2 separate regions of the Homo sapiens genome follow, and region 2 is linked to region 1. The links are chromatin contacts, found by Hi-C or POLR2A ChIA-PET in ENCODE. All regions are on one chromosome and are shown on one strand. Each heading gives the region's core, a stretch centred on a gene start or an enhancer-like site at or near the end of the contact. The rest is flanking DNA. Distances are from core to core; before and after follow the strand shown.

What was found. A loop is a pair of places that touch in the nucleus more often than their neighbours do. ChIA-PET counts read pairs that join two places held with the same protein, here RNA polymerase II (POLR2A). Pooled maps may share reads with other maps.
Region 2: a loop to region 1 is called in a map with no recorded cell type, with 4 times the contacts of the local background. The contact joins the promoter of GPR84 here to the promoter of TESPA1 in region 1. A Hi-C loop is called at or near these places in 1 of 37 single-sample maps with no recorded cell type and 8 of 50 pooled maps. POLR2A ChIA-PET finds 5 or more read pairs at or near these places in 1 of 52 experiments (activated CD4-positive, alpha-beta T cell).

What each region holds. Positions count from the first base shown.
Region 1 is chr12:54,982,817-54,987,922 of GRCh38, forward strand. It overlaps TESPA1 (thymocyte expressed, positive selection associated 1), which reads right to left and starts at 1,946. Exons shown (of 11, transcript NM_001136030.3): 1 at 1,769-1,946. It overlaps LOC107984515 (a long non-coding RNA gene), which reads left to right and starts at 2,035. Exons shown (of 2, transcript XR_001749161.2): 1 at 2,035-2,149.
Region 2 is chr12:54,362,543-54,367,648 of GRCh38, forward strand. It overlaps GPR84 (G protein-coupled receptor 84), which reads right to left and starts at 1,944. Exons shown (of 2, transcript NM_020370.3): 1 at 1,851-1,944; 2 at 1-1,317. The coding sequence starts at 1,309. The coding sequence ends at 119. All of the region lies in intron 1 of GPR84-AS1 (GPR84, ZNF385A, ITGA5 and GTSF1 antisense RNA 1), which reads left to right. RefSeq lists an enhancer at 1,873-1,962.

The sequences.
Region 1 (5,106 bases), core at 696-3,195:
TTCATTTTTCTTCTTTCCTGCTTTTCTTTTTCAATATCTACACACTCTCTTCTCCTCGTCCCTCTACTTATTTGACTGAACTCTTTTCTCAATCTGAAATCTGTGTTTAGGCCATTCTGCATCAGGCCTGGGTGTTGTAAGGCACACAGTACTGTGGGTACTGGAATATCCACTTTGGTCTTGTGCCTTAGGTGGAAAAGAGAACAGTTGTCAGTTTGCAGGTGGAAATAAACGTGTGATCTTTTCCCCTTACTGTAGCCCAGAAGGAATCTTGTAAGTCACAGCATTGGCTGAGACGAGACCTCCATACTAGAATCCAAATCAAACATTGAACTGAAAATGACGGTTGGGGCTTCATGTTCACTACATAATGCTGAATCGCAGGGTTCCATCTTAATTTTCAAAAAACCCAAGAGTTATGAGAACATGTTGGTAGCGTGGTTGTAAATGGTTTCTAAACACCCTGGGGTGCATGCGAATAACTCAGATGTTAAATTGCTTTCTATCCCTTCTGCTATATCTTCAGCTTGTTATTTCTGATAATAGTCCAAGTAGAGACAGACAATAAACCTGACTTCCCTTCTTCCTACTAACACTTCATGCTGCAAGACAATATTGTGAGATCTTTATCTCTAATCACTCAGCTGAACAACTATTGAGTCTGATACTTGGACACACAAGTTGAAGGTTCCTACCTCCAACCTCCCATCCTAGGTACTGCCCTGCACCATCTAGAAAGTCTCCTTACCTCTCTACTCAGGACCATTTGTGGTATACAGAGTCACTAGTACTTCCCTGGATATCTCCTGTAAATGCTCACAGTCTTGTCAAATCACTTCTGTGGAACTCTCCTTTCTTGTCCTTGCCCTGCCCTGGGGACCCACCCTTTTTCTTCCACCCACTGGTGAGCTTAGTGGCACAGAAGGGGCATGGGAAAACCCCAGGGTGGAGGATCTTTCCACTCCTCCATCTACCCCAAAACTCATGTAGGTGGTGATATGCTCTGCCTGCTACCACTGGGGCAAGGGGTGTTGGAGGAGCATGAAGCCCCCAATATTATGTAGGTCACTGAGAAGGCAACACATCCATCTATCTATCTTTGAGATGTGAACCCTGAAATCTGGTCCTGATGGTGGCTATCCATCTATCTTGAGCCTCCCGGTGAATTTGACCTTACCTCACTCAAGTGTGTACATCCTCCCTCGTAGCTGACCTCAATATATCTTGCTGCAGTTTATCTCAACAAGTTTCTTCTACAGCTTCTGAAGAAAGAGGTCATACCCACAGAAAGCAAAGTTGATTTCAGCCAGGTACTCTCAATGGTTGGAGCTATGGACACTAGAGTAGGGCCTGAAATGAAACCGGGAAACTTCTTCCTTGAGAACTTTTCGATGTTATAATCAGATGGAAATTGCAGCAACAATGAGTTCAGCAAGACACAGAGAAGAACTTTGCAGGTGAGAAAGGTGAAAAAAAATTCCTAAAATGTTATTCAAGTCATCAAAGAGACCCAAGTTTTGAGAATCTAGAAAGATTACCTCTCTGATAATAAAGAGAAAACAAACAAACGAAAGCAAAAGGGCACCCAGCATCGTTCTCCTAGGCATAATGATGGATGCTTTTAAGGTTGAAGTAAGAGTGGTGGGAGATTTTCTCTTGATTTTCCCTTGACTTGACAGCCTGATTTTTCTCTGACATGTTTCCTTCTTTCTCCTAGCATCACCCTAAATCAGTACAGCCTTGAAACTGAGATAAAGGCTGTGCTTACCTGTCTGCTGGTAGAAAGCTGAGTTTGAGGCAAAGCAGTTGTCGAAGCTGGGCCGAGGCCTTCACAGGTGTGGGCACAGAGGTGAAGCAAGTGAGAAAGTATCATGTTGTAGATTATGCCTTTCTCCCTGAACTCATTCAACTGCTGTTGCCTGCTCAAAAGGGGAAGCGGAAATGAGAACACACCACACACACACACATCCACACATGTAGATGCAGTCCCCGCCTCCTGGCCCAGCCACATCCTTTGCTCCGGCTCAGGAGACTGAGCGAAGGACAAACCATCCGTAGACACGGTGCTCACAACTAGGAAGACCTTCCTGCCCCAGAGCTGCCTCTGTCTTTCCAGAAAAACAGGAGATCTTTTCCTATTAAGGCAAAGGTACAGTCCATTTAAAGAGGTGTGTGCAGGAGTCTTCCTACCATATAACTAGAATTCCACTGCTGCAGATAAATCCTTCTGTCCTCAGGAGAGCTGTCTGAAAATGGGAAAGCTCTCTCTCATAAATGATCTGGCGTTTATCTCAGAGAAGAAGTTTCCAGTCGTATCACACACTTGAGAGGGCTCTGAGCCAGTCGCTCTGTGTTGATAACTTTCATACTCTGGTAAATTCCCCCGAAGCTTGTTTTTGAATACTGACTACTTTTTTTTTCTGTTAGTTTCTTAACTTTGTTTTATGTTCAAACCACTTCAAAGTTTTTGTTTTTGTAGTAAATGACTGCTTTCCCCAACGTTTTCAAAGCTGAACTTTTAAAATCGGTTACACCCTGAAGATGTCTTCAGTTTATTGGTTTTCAGTTTGGAAAAGGCTTGTTGAACTCTAAAAGGTTTCTCCCAGGCCTCAATCACTTTCACCCACCGGGAGCATCCAGCACTGCTAACTATCCCTCCTCGCTTCTCCAGTATCTCTGAACACTCTTCTCCGTAGGATGCTGCTGCATTTTGGATATCTTCTTTCTGTCTCTCTCCTGATTCTACTGTTTCCTTCTTTAAATCATTTATTTATGAATGTATATCACAATATTTATTCTACAAGGCACTCCTCTAATGTGTTAATTGTGACTGATTTTCACATGTTCATTACCTTCTTTCTGATTTTTTGGCTATAGGTATAGTTAGATTTTTTTTTTACCATGTTTCTAAATTCCATTTCCAATCATCAATGGGACAACTCCATTGAGTATCCATAGTATAGCTATAATATGGTAGAAATAATCCTAAATAAAATTCTTGCTTGGCAAATTAAGTTCTCAAAACATTATTTTCTTCAAGTATAATGTGAGGAAAATAACAATTCTCTCTGTTTCTCACTCAACCCTTCTCCCACGCTATTCCTTTTACGTAGGCATGAAAATATCTAACATATTTTCTCAGGACATAGTAGATGCTAAATATGTGCTTCTCTGAGAATTAGCTTCACAGTCAACAAGTAAAATGCTAAATCCAACACGCCCTAATTCTCTTTATTTACTATTCTTTTCCGTACAAATTAACTATAAAAGCTGAACTAATGGAAACTTAACAACTCTTTTAAATCCTAAGTTTCTAGAATTCAATGTTTTCCTTAACAGTTGTTTTCCAATATGTTTGGGAAATGGAGAATATAACTTCGGTAGGGAGTTTGGAAATATGTGAGAGAGATTTAATTTTCAAAGAAATGGGAAGCTGATACTGGTATTTAGTACCTGAGGGCCAATGATGATAAGTGCTTTTGAAGGGATGGGACTCTTCAGTATAAGGAATAATTGTCCTGGCCCAAATGTCAACATTTTGTTAACATTGATAGTTTGATGGTTAGGAGAGCAGGCTTTAGAGTGAAGCTCTGGCATCAAGTAGCTCTGTAGTCTTGGATACGTTAACATCTCTAGGTCTCAGTTTGTTAGCTGCTAAATGGGGATAACCTTACAGGAGTGGTTGTAGAGCTATAAGAATAAAGGAATACAGAGTATTCAGTCCAGCGCCTACCTTACAGCAAATGCTCAAGAAATTGCAGCTATTTTTAAGACTCTTGAAATATAATAGTTTCTTTTAACTTTTATTTTAAGTTCAGTGGTACATGTGCAAGTTTGTTACATAGGTAAACTCCTGTCATAGGGGTTTGTTGTACAGATTATTTCATCACCCAGGTATTAAGCCTAGTACCCAATAGGTATTTGTTTTGATCCTCTCCCTCCTTCCACCCTCTACCCTCCCATAGGCCCCAGTGTGTGTTGTTTCCCTCTATGTGTCCATGTGTTCTCATCATTTAGCTCCCACTTATAGGTGAGAACATGCGGTATTTGGTTTTCTGTTCCTGTGTTAGTTTGCTAAGGATAATGGCCTCCAGCTCCATCCATGTTGCTGCAAAGGACATGATCTCATTCTTTTTTATGGCTGCATAGTATTCCATGGTGTATATGTGCCACATTTTCTTTATCCAGTCTATCATCACTGGGCATTTGGGTTGATTCCATGTCTTTGCTATTGTGAATAGTGTTGCAGCAAACATACATGTGCTCGTGTCTTTATAACAGAATGATTTATATTCCTCCAGGTATATACTCGGTAATGGGATTGCTGAGTCTAAAGATATTTCTGTTTTTAGGTCTTTGAGCAATCGCCACATTGTCTTCCACAAGGGTTGAACTAATTTACACTCCCGCCAACAGTGTATAAACATTCCTTTTCCTCTGCCACCTCGCCAACATCTTTTATTTTTTGACTTTTTAATAATAGCCATTCTGAGTAGTGTGAGATGGTATCTCATTGTGGTTTTGATTTGCATGAAATATAATATTTTCAGTTTCTGCAGAATACTATGTCTATCTGTCAAAATTACCTCACTCATTAAAGATACCATTTCACAAGCAATTGCTAGAGATTTTTTTGTTAATAAAAAAGATGTATTAATTTTTGGTTTTTATTTATATTTATTCTTAATTTTTATGAGTACATATGTAGGTTTATATGTTTATAGTATTTGTGATTTATTTTTTGAAAGAAATATTTTTCTCTTCTACAAGCAGCTTCTGAAAGACAAAGATGAAGACTATATGATTCCTAGGAGGAGGAGGCGGCCCAGGGTATTCCTCTGTTTATCTTCTTTCTCAGTTGTATAGTCTTTCTCTTTCTTTCTTTGTTTCTTTCCTTCTTTCCCTTCCTTCCTTCCATTCCTTTTCCTTCCTTCCTTCCTTCCTTCCTTCTTTCCTTCCTTCCCTCCTTTCCTCCTTCCCCTTTCTCTTTTTTCCCTCTCACCTGCCCTTCCCACCCTTTGAAAACATTGTCTCTATATCTTTGGCACCATGAACTTCTCTGAGCATATATTCCAGGTGCTTCATGAAAACAAAATGACTTGTTCT
Region 2 (5,106 bases), core at 694-3,193, 620 kb before region 1:
GCTGGGGAGAGATTGTTGTGAAAATGCCCACATGTGTTATTTCACCTATTCTCCTATTACCTGGCCACTTTGGTCCTGGAGGAGACAGTCCTGAATTCTGGTGACTAGGGTCACAGTTCTAATGGAGCCTATGGAAACTCCGGGGCCCTCTTTTTAAAATGGAGCCATATGCTTGGCGGAATTGGCGGTTCATGGCTGCATAGAGCACAGGGTTGATGCAACCATTGAGCCAGGTGAGGTTGGCAGCAAGCATGTGGACCACCCGGGGAGCCTGGACTCTGGCATCCAGAATGTTGAGCAGCAAGAAGGGGATGTAGCTCAGGGCAAAGCAGAGGAACACAGCAAAACACATTCGAGTCACCTTCCCAAATTCCGATGAAGAATCCGGAGCTCTTCTGGCTCCTTTAATTGGCTGGGCTTTGGCAGATGCTTCTGGAGGGCTTTTCTCTGCCATCTGCTTAGCTCTCTTGCTGTTGATCTGGTCTCCCACTTCTGATGAGTCCCCTTCCAGGGTCTGGGTGGTGGCAGCACTGACTGGCTCAGATGAAATCCCCTCACTGGGTCCTCCTGATGCTAACCTGCTGTCCAGCTCCTGGAAACGACCAGGCATGGCCTCATCAGTCCTGGCCACATGGTTGGAGTGGATGCTTGCCTGTCGCAACTTGTATTGGTCCAGTGCCTGTGCTGCTCGTTTGACCTGGCGGTGGATGAGGCAATAGAAGATGCCAACACTGCTGAGCCCAAGCACAAAGTAGATGCCCATGAGGATGGTGGTGTAAGGCCGGCCTCGGATGCGGTCAAAGCTGCAGGTGCAGACTACAGGTACCAGGATATAAATAGGCCAGAGGGGAGCAAAGCTGGCCACGCCCACAACCCAGGTGCTCACCAGTGCCAGCACTATCCCCTTGGCACTGAAAACTTGGGGAAAAAGCTTAGGGTGGGCAATGAGGAGGTAGCGTCCCAGTGCGATGAGGCAGAGGGTCAGGATGGAGACAGAATTGGAGGCAAAAAGGAGGAGCCCAAATACCCTGCAGAAGGTGGCACCGGTGCGCCAGTGCAGGTGGAGGTAGGTGTCCACAGAGAAGGGCTGAAGGAGCGTGCAGTAGAGGAGATCAGCCAGTGTGAGGTTGGCTATGAGCAGGTTGAATCGGGTACGGAGCTTGGGCTGGATGGCCAAGGCCAGTAGGGTGAGCACATTGCCCACGGTGCCTGTCACAGCCACCACCACCCCCCAGCTAACTGCAACATAACGATAGCCCAGCACAGACTCATGGTAGCAGGAGAAGTTGGCGTCAGAGCTGTTCCACATGATAGAGGCTAAAGAGGCAGAGGGTGGAAGAGGAAGAGGGAATCAGAACCTAGCATTCAACTTAGATCTCTTGAACAGTTCTGGGACCCTGGACATCTAAACTGTTCCTGGACCTCACCTTAATTCAGTATCCTCCTGAACCATTCCCAGGCCTCTTCATCTCAAGATCCCTAACTCTCTCCTTAGGTTCTCTTAGTCCTTTCCCATTCTCAAATATTTCCCCAAGTTTTTATCTAAATATCTCTTGCCTAAATATCTTAGTCTTATTCTGCTCCAAACCTCAGTCCTCTTCTATATCCATCCCGCTGCTCTCAGTAAACCCAGTGCCCTCCAACTTTTTTAATTCCTTCCCCATCCCCAAAGACCCCCAGGAGTCCCCTCTCTCTATTCAGCATCGTGTATTCAGGATCCTCTCTGTATTCAGTTCCCTCTGCTCCTTTCCACTACACACACATATAGGCTTTAGTCATTTCTGTTTGTTACCACCTGGGAGATGAGGAGACCAAGAAGGTAAAAGTATACCCACAACAAAAGTGCTTACCTGAGTTTCTCAGCCTTCAATTCTTTCTATAATGGAAGAAGTTCAACTCACCCAAAGAGCAGTCCTTTCTGGTGGACAGTTAGGCTTCAAGCAGGAGACATCCTGCTCTTATGTATCCTATTATAGTCCACTGAAAGAATAAGAAACTCCCCCATTACCCAATCCCAGCCACTTCCTTCACCACCTCCGGTCCTACTCATTTTGCTTCGGCTAGTGAAATCTAGGCTTCTCTGTTGAAAGTCCCCCGCTACTTACCTCAGAGTGGTTTCACTCTTCCTTTCTCCTTCCTGAAACCCAAACTCTGTTTTCTTCCCCTCTTTGCATGGCAGAACTCATCTGTAAGATCATTGCCAAGAATTGCTAGGGCACGGAGTCAGAGCATCAGAACATTTGGGCCACTCCTCAAAGGGCCAAAAGATAAGACCAAGTTCCAGGAGCAACTTTAGGTACCCCCAGAAGCCTTGGGTTTGTTTCAGAGGAGCACTACCTTTCTTGTCTCCACGGCTTAGACATGGTTCAAGTCAGAGGGACCCATGTGACACCCTAGCACATTTGAGAAACCAAGTCAGATGAAGAAAAGTGGGGAATGAGGCATCCAGAATTCTGGTTTCATTCTCCTCAAGGGATCAGGGTCCTGTTCAATCATTCATTTATCCATTTACCCAACAACTTAGTACTGAGTGCCTACTATACACCAGACTCTGATCTAGACACTGGGGATACAAGAACGTCTGATATATGGCCTTGTGCATAGTCTACTAGGGGAGACAGATACATAAATATGCAAATGCTTAATCGATTCTCCAGAGCAAGGGTGAGTAAACTTCACCCTATGGGCCAAATCTAGTCTGCTGTTTTTGTATAGCCTGTGACCCAATCATGTTTTTTTTCCATTTAAAAATGGTTATATTTTAGGCCAGGTGCAGTGGCTCACGCCCATTATCCCAACATTTTGGGAGGCCAAGGAGGGCAGATCACTTGAGGTCAGGAGTTCGAGACCAGCCTGGCCAACATGGTAAAACCCCGTCTCTACTAAAAATACAAAAATTAGCCAGGCGTGATGGGTGCGCCTGTAATCCCAGCTACTAGGGAGGCTGAGGCAAGAGAATCGCTTGAACCCGGGAGGCGGAGGTTGCTTGCAGTTAGCCAAGATCACATTGCACCACTGCACTCCAGCCTGGATGACAGAGCAAGACTCCGTCTCAAAAAATAAAATAATAAATAAATAAGTAAGTAAAATAAAAATGGTTATATTTTAAATTGTTATATAAGTGCCTATGTAATATCCTCAGTTTTATCTCTTGATTAACACAGTTTAAAATATTTATAATCAGGCCCTTTGAGAAAAAGTTTGCTGAGGCTTGCTTTAAAATACTATATAGGCCTGGCTTGGAGGCTCATGCCTGTAATCCCAATGCTTTGGGAGGCTGAGCTGGGAGGATGACTTCAGGTCAGGAGTTTAAGACCAGCCTGGGCAACATAGTGAGACCCTGTCTTTACAATAAAAAAAAAAATAGCCAGCTGTGGTGATGTGCACCTGTAGTCCCAGCTACTGGGGAGGCTGAGGTGGGAGGATCATTTGAGTCTGGGAGGTCAAGACTACAGTGAGAAAGATTGTGCCACTATACTCCAGCCTGGGTGACACAGCAGGACGTTGTCTCTGAAAAATTAGAAAAACAAACTAACAGGCTGGGCGCAGTGGCTCATGCCTCTAATGCCAGCACTTTGGGAGGCCGAGGCAGGTGGATCATGAGGTCAGGTGTTCGAGACTAGCCTGGCCAACATAGTGAAACCCCGTCTCTACTAAAAATACAAAAAATTAGCTGGGCGTGGTGGCAGGCGCCTGTAATCCCAGGTACTTGGGAGGCTGAGGCAGGAGAATCGCTTGAACCTAGGAGGTAGAGGTTGCAATGAGTCGAGATGGTGCCACTGCACCTCAGCCCGGGCGACAGTGTGAGACTCCGTCTCAAAAACAAACAAACAAAAAACAAACAAAAAATACATCGCTGGGTGCAGTGGCTCACACCTGTAATCCCAGCACTTTGGCAGGCCAAGGCGGGCAGATCACTTGAGGTCAGGAGTTCAAGACCAGCCTGGCCAATATGATGAAACCCCGTCTCTACTAAAAATACAAAAAATTAGCTGGGTGTGGTGGCAGGCACCTGTAATGCCAGCTACTTGGGAGACTGAGGCAGGAGAATCTCTTGAACCTAGGAGGTGGAGGTTGCAGTGAGCCGAGATCGCGCCACTGCACTTCAGCCCAGGTGACAGTGCGAGACTCCGTCTCAAAAACAAACAAAAAACAAACAAAAAATACATGGCTGGGTGCAGTGGCTCACACCTGTAATCCCAGCACTTTGGGAGACCAAGGCGGGCAGATCACTTGAGGTCAAGAGTTCGAGACCAGCCTGGCCAATATGATGAAACCCCGTCTCTACTAAAAATACAAAAATTAGCCAGGCGTGGTGGTGCGCACCTGTAATCCTGGCTACTTGGGAGGCTGAGACAGGAGAATCGCTTGAACCCAGGAGGCGGAGGTTGCAGTGAGCCGAGGTTGCACCACTGCACCCCAGCCTGGGCAACAGAGCAAAAACTCTTTCTCAAAAAACAAAACAAAACAAAACAAAACAACCCAGAATGATATATCAGAGGCTTAGAGAAAAGGAGCATACTATTAAGTAGGAGGTGAGGAAAGGGTTCACAGAGAGGTTACTGAGCTGCATTCTGAATGATGAACAGGAGAGTTTTTTGGGAGATAAGTAGAGGGACATTCTAGACAAAGAGAACAGTATGTGTAGAGGCGCAGAGGTTCAGGTAGAAGCCAACAAAGGGCATGAGGTAGAGAACAACAGAGAAGAGCTTGGAGAGTTGAGCAGGCAGGGTCAAGGGGGACCTTGTGTATCGTGCTAAGGAGCTGGTTTCATGCTGAAGGAGTTGGTGAGATTTGCACTTAGATTGCTGTGAGTAAAGAATGAAGGCGTGCAGCCTGGGAGTGAGCGAAATGGGTAAAGAGGCACTAGTTCAGACGAGAGATAGAATGGCCCTAAGTTAGGGCCAGACCACCTGTACAACTGCATAGGGCCTTGCAGTTTGAAGGGCCTGGTGCTTGGTTAAATGCTCGTCAATCACTGTTTTTAAATTCTTAATACTATACTTTTTGAATAAGGGGCTCTGCTTTTTCATTTTGCACTGGGTCCCACAAATTATGGAGCCAGTCCTGGTTAGGGCAGTGGTTGTGGGAATGGAGGAATGATAA